Linked DNA regions of Homo sapiens: regions 1 and 2 are each linked to region 3. The links are chromatin contacts, found by Hi-C or POLR2A ChIA-PET in ENCODE. All regions are on one chromosome and are shown on one strand. Each heading gives the region's core, a stretch centred on a gene start or an enhancer-like site at or near the end of the contact. The rest is flanking DNA. Distances are from core to core; before and after follow the strand shown.

Region 1 (3,219 bases), core at 644-3,143, 83 kb before region 3:
GTCTCTTCAAAAAATTTTAAAAATTAGCCAGGTGTGGTGGCATGCACCTGTGGTCCCACATACTCAAGAGGCTGAGGTAGGAGGATGCCTTGAGCCTGGGGGGTAGAGGCTGCATTGAGCCATGATGGCGCCACTGTACTCTAGCCTGTGTGACAGAGCAAGACCCTATTTCTAAAAAAAAATAAAATAAATAAAATTAAATTAAAATTAAAAAATAAAACGCAGGAAAAGAGGTGAAAACTCCTAATTTCAGCTACCAGCAATATTTTACTGTAGCAGAAACTGACTAACTTTCCCTGCAAGGGTTAGACAGTAAATAATTCTAGGCTCTGCGGGCCACACAGTCTCTGTCACAATGACTCACCTCTGCTGTTTGAGCAGCTACAAACTGGCAAACAAATGAGTGTGGCTCTGTTCCAATCAAACTTATCTACAGACACTGAAATTTGAATTTCATAGAATTTTCACATTATGAAATACTTTTTTAGAAAACCATTTTTTTTTTTGTACATACGTAAAAACTATCCTTAGTTCGTGGCCACACAAAAACAAGCAGCGGGCCAGATCTGGCCCACAAGCCATAGTCTGCCAACTCCTGTGCTATAGTTAATTCAAGATATAAAAATGCTCAAAGAGGAGTACTCTGTTGCATACCTTATCCACAAATCCACACACCATCCCTGTGTAGAGAGCACACAACCCTTAGCTACTGAATTTTTCACTGTCCTCAAACTGTTCTACTTAAGAGCCAAAGTTACTTTTCATTAAACTTTTCTCAGTATTTCAACTACTGTTTCTTTTTAACCTAGCAACTATCAGGCCTACTCATTTCCTCTGCCAGGAGGCAATGGTAGCCCTCAAACCTCAAGTATGCACACCTTGCCTTTATTTTCTAGAAAAGGCCAGCAATCTAAAAATTAGGAAACCACCCTGTTCTGATCATGCTATTCCTAATATAGTGTTTTATTTTACTGATAAAACAAAGCATTGCTGACTTACAAATTATTGGACAGTAACAGTGTCCATGAACCTAAAAAAAAAGTGCCATCAACTTGACACTTGAGAGTTTAGCTAACAAAGTACACAAAGAACAAACCACATGGTTGGTGCTCCGTGGTGGGGGTGGCAGAAGCAGGAACCCGCTGACAAGCACATCACAGGCCCTCCAAAACCTCAGAGTATCTGTTCTTCCATTAAACCTGCCTCACTTGTGAATTCCTCCAGACTGAGCCAGTCTGAACTTGGCTCCTAGACTCTCTACTCAGGGAGGGAGAACTAGAACCTGAGGTTAGTCAGGTTCACACACCACATTAACCCTTGCTGGGAACACTTGGTAATTGCAACAGGATCTGAAGAGACACAGATGGTCCAGTCATCTTTACATATGCATCATTTGCGTCTGAAAATCCTGGCACTACCCATGACCTTGGGAATGAACAATGTGCGGTCATCTACCATGTCACCTGCTGTCTTCTTTACAACAAGACTGATCTTTCAGATCCTTCTTTATTTTTGCGTAGCTGAGGCCATTTCTGAAGCCAAAAAGAAAAGAAAAAGAAAAACAACAACAACAACAACAACAACAAAAACAGCTGACACGACAGTACAGTATAAATAAAAATGAAGAAACTTTATGTTGGATCAAGCTGATAAATTACTGTTCAACCAGCAGCCTCTCTAGCAAGGGCAGCTATCTGAGCTGAAGACACCTGGACTGCTCTCTGACTCAACTCTTATGAGTTCTGCTCATACCACCGAGTCAAGGCTTTAACAGTATTTGCATTTGCCGTTTTTCACTGTGATCTTAAGTCACAGTTTTTCACAGTGATCCTAAGTCTTCCATGCTGTGGTACAGACCCCAAGTTTTCGCAACTCAGAGGTGGGCCAAGTGCAAGGGGACCTGAGTCAGAGCCAGGTTTGATCCTGACCGCAGAGCTGACAGTGTGGACTTAGCCGAGTCACTTACTCTGATCTGTTTGCTCATCTGTCAAATGTGAATAATGACTTGTCCCCAGCCTTCTCCTCAGTGCTGGGTACAGGTCAGGTGAGATGACAAAGGTGAAACTGCTTTGTCAACTGTCGAAAACAAGTTATTTTCTTCTTCCATTAACTTTCCCCCTCAAGCAGCAACTGCTTTCTTCTGTTCCCTTCTGCAGGGTTTGATAAAGAAGTCTGTTGAGCACGTGTTTATCATGGTTTTTAATCACAGCTTCATCTTTCCAGACTGCAGCGTCCCTCCTGACTGTAATTTCTTCTCATGGTTTGGTACCTCTTTCAGTCGCCCCTCCCTTAGCCTTTCCCAGTCTCTCTTGTAGCTTTCCTACCAAGCAGTTCACACACACACACACACACACACACACACACACACACACAATTCAAAGTGTGTCAGATCTTGAAATATTTTCTTTATATCTCTCCTGGAATCGCCCAGCGCTTCCTTGCCCGGAACGTTCCTGGCTACAATAAGCACCACATCGGCCAAATACCCATTAGAAACTGAATGATTCCTATCTGAAATACTCACAAGAAGCCTGGAGCCCATTACTTTGTGTGTAGAATGTAGTCTTTTTCCCCCCCTTAAATGCATTACCTCACATCTGTCTGTATTACAATTTAGTATGCCAACTTCCCCACTCACAGTTTCAGGCCTGTGGCAAACCATCTTTCAGTTTATTTTCCCCACTGGCTTGCTGTTTTATGACTTAAAAATACTTGAGAGCAAAATGTAAATTTAGGCAATCTCAAAGACATTACTGATTGGGTCGTTTTAATTAAAAACCAGCATTAGTATCTGTGGTACTAACAGTTAATACTAGGTACGCTTTGTCTGAATCCCTTATTTTTTCTTTGATTGCCACTGCCTCTACTTCTTTTGCCAAAGAAAGTTGTTTAAAAAACTTTTAAGCTTATATTCCTTCTGCCAAAAGCTAACACACAATGTGTTTTATCATTATTCTTTGTAATGCGCTTGTTTCATTATACTGTTTCTTATACATATATGTTCATAATTTTTAAAAATATACCTATTGGCTTTCCTTGTCCTCTTAAAAATATTCCCTACCTCAAACAAAACATTCTATTAGTGAAACATAATTTGTCTATCAGAAAACCTGACACACCTTCCAATGTCCAGTATCAGCTCGAGCTCCCTGGCATCAAAACAATCCCTGGTCTATAGGATGCCACCCACTAAAAATCTTTCCAGTGTCTCAGGCATAT
Region 2 (3,382 bases), core at 656-3,155, 83 kb after region 3:
ATACAAAAATTAGCCACGTGTGGTAGCACATGCCTGTAATCCCAACTGCTCAGGAGGCTGAGGCAGGAGAACCACTTGAACCCGGGAGATGGAGGTTTCAGTGAGCCAAGATTGCACCACTGCACTCCAGCCTGGGTGACAGAGCAAGACTATGTCTCAAAAAATATATATATATTATATATATATTTATATAACTTTGCATCTTTAATTTTATTATGCTTTCTTTTCCAGTTGTTACATGTGAGCACTGTTCATATCTGTGAATGCTCATTTTATATTAAATGTTTAAAACTTAGTCTTTGATACCATATATTCTTTAATTAGATAAGACGTAAACACAGTTTTCATATATATACATTTTTTTCCTGAAGCCAATCTGTCCTATTAGTCAAGCAGCTCTTTTACTGAGTAGATGTCTACAGATAACATTACTTTAGAGCTGATGACGAGTATGATGCCCGTGCAGATATTTTTTGTTTGTCCTTAGAATGCCCTTTTGCTATTTCCATGGGAATGTGGTCATGCAATTAATTAGCCAATTTGAAAGTACTTCCTCTGACAAGCTAGCCACCTTTTTAGTAAGAGTGTAAATGAGCAATCCAAGGGACAGGTATTCAATTCACTAATTAATTTAAATGCAAAACCAAAGACTTCCAGGGATCATATTTCTTTCGTAAAGCAAATAGACATTTTATCATTAATAGTTACATTGTGGCCATTCATTTAATTGTAAATAGTGCCCAATATTAAGGGTAAATTCAAAAAACAACATTAGATATGAAATGCATTTGTATACTAGTGACTGAACATTTCCACCAATGGGTTTTCAGTGGCAATTTCCCCATGATATTATCAAAGAGATTTTGTTCTACAGTTTTAAGAGTGCTCTTGTATCTTTCTAAACCTCAAAAGAGAAAATATACGGTAGAATGCATCATGCATACTCATATCTTAGCCATATTGGTGGTTGACAAGAATGTCACTTGCCACTTAAGATGTCATCACACAGGAGGATAATGATTGCAACCTGTCCCCTCGCAAAGGAAGCATATCTGGGCTTGATAATATAGTCAAATAGATCCTATGTGATGGGAATTGAAGGCCACTGCAAAGCTCTCTGCCCCTAGAAGCGCCATTCCTACCGGCTTCCTATGGAACTGTCAGCCTCTCTATTTTGCCTTAAACACTTTTATGTGCATCATACTGTCCAATGAAACAGTAGTGACTGGTAAACTCTGCAAGTGGCATTGAATATATGGATCTGAAAGTCAGGATGGAGGTTCGAGTTGATGCTACCTATTCCAGATGAAAGACTTCCCAAGGAGGGTGGGCAAAGTGCAATGAGAAGATGTCAAGGTGGCGGCCTGAGGGATACTCATGTTCAGTGGCAAGAGGAAGAAGAGCCCGTGAAGGAAACGCACATAGATGGGCAGAGAGGGAGAGCACAGAGAGAGAAGAGGAGTGAATGGAACCACAAGAGGTAAGAAGCTGCTGGATCAGTGTTAGTGGTCCCAAGTGGGAAGTGGCTTGGGGTGGGGAGTGGAAGAAGGAGGAATAAGCTGGAATGTGTGGGTAGGCAGGGGACCTTAAGACCAATCCAAATGTTCTGCAAATGTTCTTAGGTCTGGGTCCGGGTCACCTTCACCAGAAGAACCTATTTCCCTTCCCAGGGGACAGACTCAGGAGGGTCTAGCCCACATACACAAACCAAGTTATATTTCAACTGGCAGAATCAGAGAAGCCTTCTCAGGAGGCATGGCCAGATGCCACGTTGCATGTGAGGTTAAATAGGAAATAACTCAGACTGCAAAGCCAAGTTTAGAATCAGAAAAACAACTAATCAGAGCAACAGCAGTGAGAACAATCTGTCCCGGAGCTGGAGCAGAGGCTGCCGGGCTCTGACAGTCACAGGCGCCGCCCTGCACAATGCAGCCATTATGACTGCCCGGCACCAACGTGGCTGAGCTCCAACCACAAGCCCTTTCATCCTGGAAGGTCTCTGTTAGGAAGCAGAGTCTGGTAAGTAGAGAGAAGTAGAAGTTTAAACGCAAATCAGTGAGTGAAAAAAAGGGAGAGAAATCAAAAGGTCCAAACTGAAAACCCAAATATTTCCTTAATTTCAAATTCTACAGTAAGTGGAGTAATATTATAAAATATTAGGGAACTCTGAAACAAAACTGCCATGCAAACAGAATATTTGCATATTTTGTCATCTAAGAGGGAGACGAGCATATCATAAATCATAAAAAATGATTTATGATATGCTACTTATACAGCAAAGAGTTTATTTTATTTTGAAATGGAGTCTCACTCTGTCGCCTAGACTGGAGTGTGTAGTGGTGTGATCTCAGCTGCAGCCTCCACCTCCCGGGTTCAAGTGATTCTCCTGCCTCATTCTCCCGAGCAGCTTGGATTACAGGCACCCGACACCATGCCTGGCTAATTTTTGTATTTTTAGTAGAGATGGGGGTTTCACCATGTTGGCCAGGATGGTCTCGAACTCCTAACCTCAGGTGATCCACCCGCCTCGGCCTCCCAAAGTGCTGGGATTACAGGTGTGAGCCACTGCACCTGGCCAAGAGTTGATTTTAAAGAATGGTATCCTCTCCTATGAACTAAGTTATAGGTTACATGATAAATTAATCAATATTTCTATAGAGATACACAAAGACATAATACTGATCATTTATTCATTTGTTCCTTTAACAAAAGTTGATTGATTGCCTACTTTGTGCTTGACATTTTGTCATGTGCTAGGCAGACAATAAGGAACCAGGCCCTTACAGGGTCCCTATGCTCACAGGGCAGCATTCCTTAGCAAGGGGAGAAAGACATCAGTCAAATAATCATACTAATAGTTGTAAAACTGAAGCCATATTGAAGGATATTTTATAGTAGGGAGACTTTCTAACTGCACCAGACCAATCTGGCTCAACTTTTACATAACAAAGTTGTGAGTTGTTTCTCTATTGCCAAGAGCCCCCGAGGTTGAAGCTTATGTAACCTGACCATGCCCAAGTGTGCAACCACAAGAACCTAAATGCTCAGCCTGAGGAGCAGAGACTGAATTAAGAAGCAGACACTGCACCAGGCACGGTGGCTTACATGTGTAATCCCAGCACTTTGGGAGGCTGAGGTGGGCGGATCATGAGATCAGGAGTTTGAGACCATCCTGGCCAATACAAAAATTAGCCAGGCATGGTGGTGCTCGCCTGTAGTCACAGCTACTCAGGAGGCTGAGGCAGAAGAATCGCTTGAACCCAGGAGGCGGAGGTTGCAGTGAGCCTAGATCGTGCCACTGCACTCCAGCCTGGGCAACAGAGCAAGACTCTATCTCAAAAAAAAAAAGCAGCAGCAGGCACCGCATGGCAGAATCCAGGAT
Region 3 (3,356 bases), core at 190-2,689:
GTTGAAGATGGCTGCACTCTCATCAGTGGTTAAGACCCACAGGTCTTCAGGGAACTTTAAAACTTCATCTCAGGCAAAATCTTCTGAAATGTGACATGAAATTGGTGGTAGTCCTATGGAGAAGGAAGCCTGCATTATATAGTTCCCCTAAATGACAAGCTGTGTACATGTAACACACATGCACACACACATATTGTGAGGGTGTCTTCATTTGAAGTTAACTGCTAGGAAACAGGCCATCACTTTATACTAGGCATTGATGTTCTCACATCCAGGGGTCATTGATGCACAGGGATCTTTTTGTCTCTTTGGCATGTACAGTATATGTCAGCTCTAACAAGTTCTCCATCTATTCCACATGGAAAGGGAAGTCCAAGACTGTTTACAGAAGAGAAAGAATTCAGGGTAATTTTTGTTCTGAGGTTCTGTTTTCCTTCTGGTCTAGTTTAGTGGAGAGACTGAAGTATTATAAATGTCCACTTAGATGTGCTGCTCTCACTTCAAAGCATAAGATTCTCCAAATATATTTATCAAATGAAGAAAGGAGGCTGGGCGCAGTGGCTCACACCTGTAAGTCCACCACTGTGGGAGGCCAAGGTGGGCAGATCACGTGAGGTCAGGTGTTTGAGACCAGCCTGGCCAACACGGTGAAATCCCATCTCTACTAAAACTACAAAAATTAGCCGAGTGTGGTGGTGTGTGCCTATAATCCCAGCTACTTGGGAGGCTGAGGCAGGAGAATCGCTTGAGCCTGGGAGGCGGAGGTTGCAGTGAGCAGAGATGGAGCCACTGCACTCCAGCCTGGGCAACAGATTAAGATTCTGTCTCAAAAAAAAAAAAAAAAAAAAAAAAAAGAGAAAACACATGATATATTTGCATATTTCCATTGCTAGTAATAGATTAGTGTATAAACATAACGTTAAAAAATAAACTGATGCCAGTCGCATGGTGTATCTTAAATGCAAATGTCTTCCAGACCAAAATTACCAGTGTCTCTAGAGCAATGATATAAATAACATGTGCTTACTTTTCAACTTACAAAAGAAATGACAAGACTAATGAGTTTTTGGTAGTCTCATAAATACCATGTCTGAAAATAGTTCATCAGTTTTTGGGACTCATCCATGAAATGCTTACATATTGTTTCAGTAAGGTACACATTTTGTCACACTTTAGCGGTTTGGAAAGAGTACCATCAATAATGAGATTAAGGAGAATTGTACAATTTGCATGGGAATTTAGGTATGAGAGAATTCTCCTAACATGTAAAATATCTGCAATTCTGACATCTTAGTACATTTGCATGAAGGTAACTGAGGGCCAAAAAAGAAAAAGGCGCTATATTGTGTCAAACATGAGACCTCCCCTGAAATTCCCATTTCGGTTACACACTGTTTGCTACATCTGAAGATGAAATTGTTCTCTCACTTCCTTTTCTTTTGTTCCAAATCTGACCTCTGAAGACAGGCTAAATGGGCACCCAAAGAGGAAGAACATATTTGCAGCCTAGACCATTGCAGTTGCTATGTTAGGTGGTACAGAAGTCTTTTGTCTTGGCCAACAGTGCTGTAGTCAAGTCCTACATTCTGTGTGGGAGGCCAAGAAAGAGGCAATAACATATTTTAATATTTCGACCCTTCTTTGAAGTCAATATGAGTGTGGAGCGAGGTGTTTTGTAGCTATTAAATATATCTATCAAGTAAGACATTTTAGCTCCTGTAAAAATATATTATTTTTTGAAAGCTTATTATTGTTCTCAATTCTGATTCTAGGTAGCCGCTATCTTGCTAAAATAAATAGAAACAATGTTTAACAACTTTTAGGTTGTGTTCATAACATGCCAGATTTTAAAGTAGCCCAGACAGTTACGAGGACCTCTGAATTTTCAGTCTAACTTAATATTTCCTGAAAGGTCTGCCAAAAACTGCAGAGGGGGAATGCCAATTTTAAGTGCGTGTGAAGTTGGGAGGAGACAGGGAGAACTTTGCCTCTTTCTGTTCCAGATTAGGATACATAAAGAGTCAAATTTATTCTGGGCTGCCCTTTGCTAGAAACTGACAGCCCAGGCAGCTAACTCCTGGCCTCAGTGGAAGTTGCCTTAAAATCAAAGAACCTGTCCCTCTAGGAGGTAGGAAGGAAGGGGATCAGAGACAAACTAGGGGGCTCCTTTGCATATATTTCCAGGGATCAATCGCTTGTTGATATAGCTGGCTTTGCAAGTAGATCACAACTTGAAGTGTTTGAAAAAAATTACTTCCTTTTTAATCTTCCAAAGATGTTTTTAATACTGTTTCTCAGCGGAGGCCAATGGTGGAAATACCAATAAAATCTGCTGTTTGAAGAGCCAGTCCTCCCTAGGTCCTGCATCCTAGGCTCTGCTGTGCCGAAAGCATCCTTTTCCTGTGTTCCATAGAAGTAGTGGTTCATTCCATTTATTTGGCATAAAGGATATGCTAATTGTATTGCTAAATATTATTTTTATTTGCAAACAGATGGGAGAAAAGTTAAAGTGTTGTTAAATATTTGTAGGCTTCTGTTCTGTCTCCATAACTGAGTTGTAACTTTAGAGCCAGGTAGTCAAGAGTGTTGGCTCCAGTCCCATTGCCTGGGTTTAATATTGAGCTTTTTCTTCTCCTAACTGTAACCACATTATCCAACTTTTCTAAGCCTCAACTTAGCCATTCGTAAAATGAGAATCATCACAGTACTTCCCTGTAGAGTTATTGTGAAGATAAAGAAGATAGCATGTAAAGTGCTTAGCAGATGTGCCAGGCACATTGGAAGCAGTCAGTAAATGTTACCTATTATTAATTAATGTGTCCTTTGAGTAAGGAAGGCGTTTCTACTGTAGCAGAGGCAAAATACTGTAAAATCAGATTCTATCAGGTACCTGGCCATCTTCCTTTTGGTGACCCAAGTTGATGGGGAATTTGGAAGGTAGTGGTGGTTTGAAGCTGTTTCCTCCCTGTCATCTATTAAGGGAAAAGAGAAAAAAGAAGAGTGGTCTGGCTCTGAGAAAACCAGGTCAAGCTTTGTTTCCCATTTAGACATTCTGTGTATAAATGCATATCATGATTCCCAGAATTCCTTCATGACAGCTCCCTGAGTTAATGGTCAAGGAGGATTTTCTCAGGCTAGGCATACCCGGATCTGCCTCAGAAGAGATCGCCAAATAGTTCCTATTTTTGGCCTTTGGCTTAGAAAAAGGGGACAAACTGCTTTTCTCAAAAAGCTTTCTGGGACATTAAACAACTTTTTTTTTTTTTAAGAAGAGGAGATTGTTTAAAAAGGAAACAGCCTAGAAGGCTGTCCAATTTCACTCTATTAGGATATAATTTTTTTCTCTTGTGTCCTCT

The links. Hi-C counts contacts between places; a loop is a spot of excess contacts on that map. ChIA-PET counts read pairs that join two places held with the same protein, here RNA polymerase II (POLR2A). Pooled maps may share reads with other maps.
Region 1: a pooled map shows a loop between it and region 3 (5-fold over the local background). The contact joins two enhancer-like sites. A Hi-C loop is called at or near these places in 1 of 37 single-sample maps with no recorded cell type and 3 of 50 pooled maps. POLR2A ChIA-PET finds 5 or more read pairs at or near these places in 4 of 52 experiments (OCI-LY7, T-cell and activated B cell).
Region 2: a map of endothelial cell of hepatic sinusoid shows a loop between it and region 3 (6-fold over the local background). The contact joins two enhancer-like sites. A Hi-C loop is called at or near these places in 4 of 168 maps with a recorded cell type or tissue (Caco-2, dorsolateral prefrontal cortex, endothelial cell of hepatic sinusoid and 1 more) and 5 of 50 pooled maps. POLR2A ChIA-PET finds 5 or more read pairs at or near these places in 2 of 52 experiments (B cell and endothelial cell of umbilical vein).

What each region holds. Positions count from the first base shown.
Region 1 is chr10:22,681,503-22,684,721 of GRCh38, forward strand. The region is part of intron 1 of PIP4K2A (phosphatidylinositol-5-phosphate 4-kinase type 2 alpha); the gene reads right to left. Among named protein-coding and RNA genes, the nearest start is that of PIP4K2A, 31 kb to the right of the region's middle. RefSeq lists enhancers at 862-981, 1,722-1,941, 2,482-2,551. Within about 2 kb of position 1,894, at least 17 of the 41 ENCODE cell types and tissues checked have a DNase peak (open chromatin) inside an H3K27ac peak, as active enhancers do.
Region 2 is chr10:22,847,731-22,851,112 of GRCh38, forward strand. No RefSeq gene overlaps it. Among named protein-coding and RNA genes, the nearest start is that of ARMC3, 79 kb to the right of the region's middle. Within about 2 kb of position 1,906, at least 21 of the 41 ENCODE cell types and tissues checked have a DNase peak (open chromatin) inside an H3K27ac peak, as active enhancers do.
Region 3 is chr10:22,764,917-22,768,272 of GRCh38, forward strand. No RefSeq gene overlaps it. Among named protein-coding and RNA genes, the nearest start is that of PIP4K2A, 52 kb to the left of the region's middle. Within about 2 kb of position 1,440, at least 3 of the 41 ENCODE cell types and tissues checked have a DNase peak (open chromatin) inside an H3K27ac peak, as active enhancers do.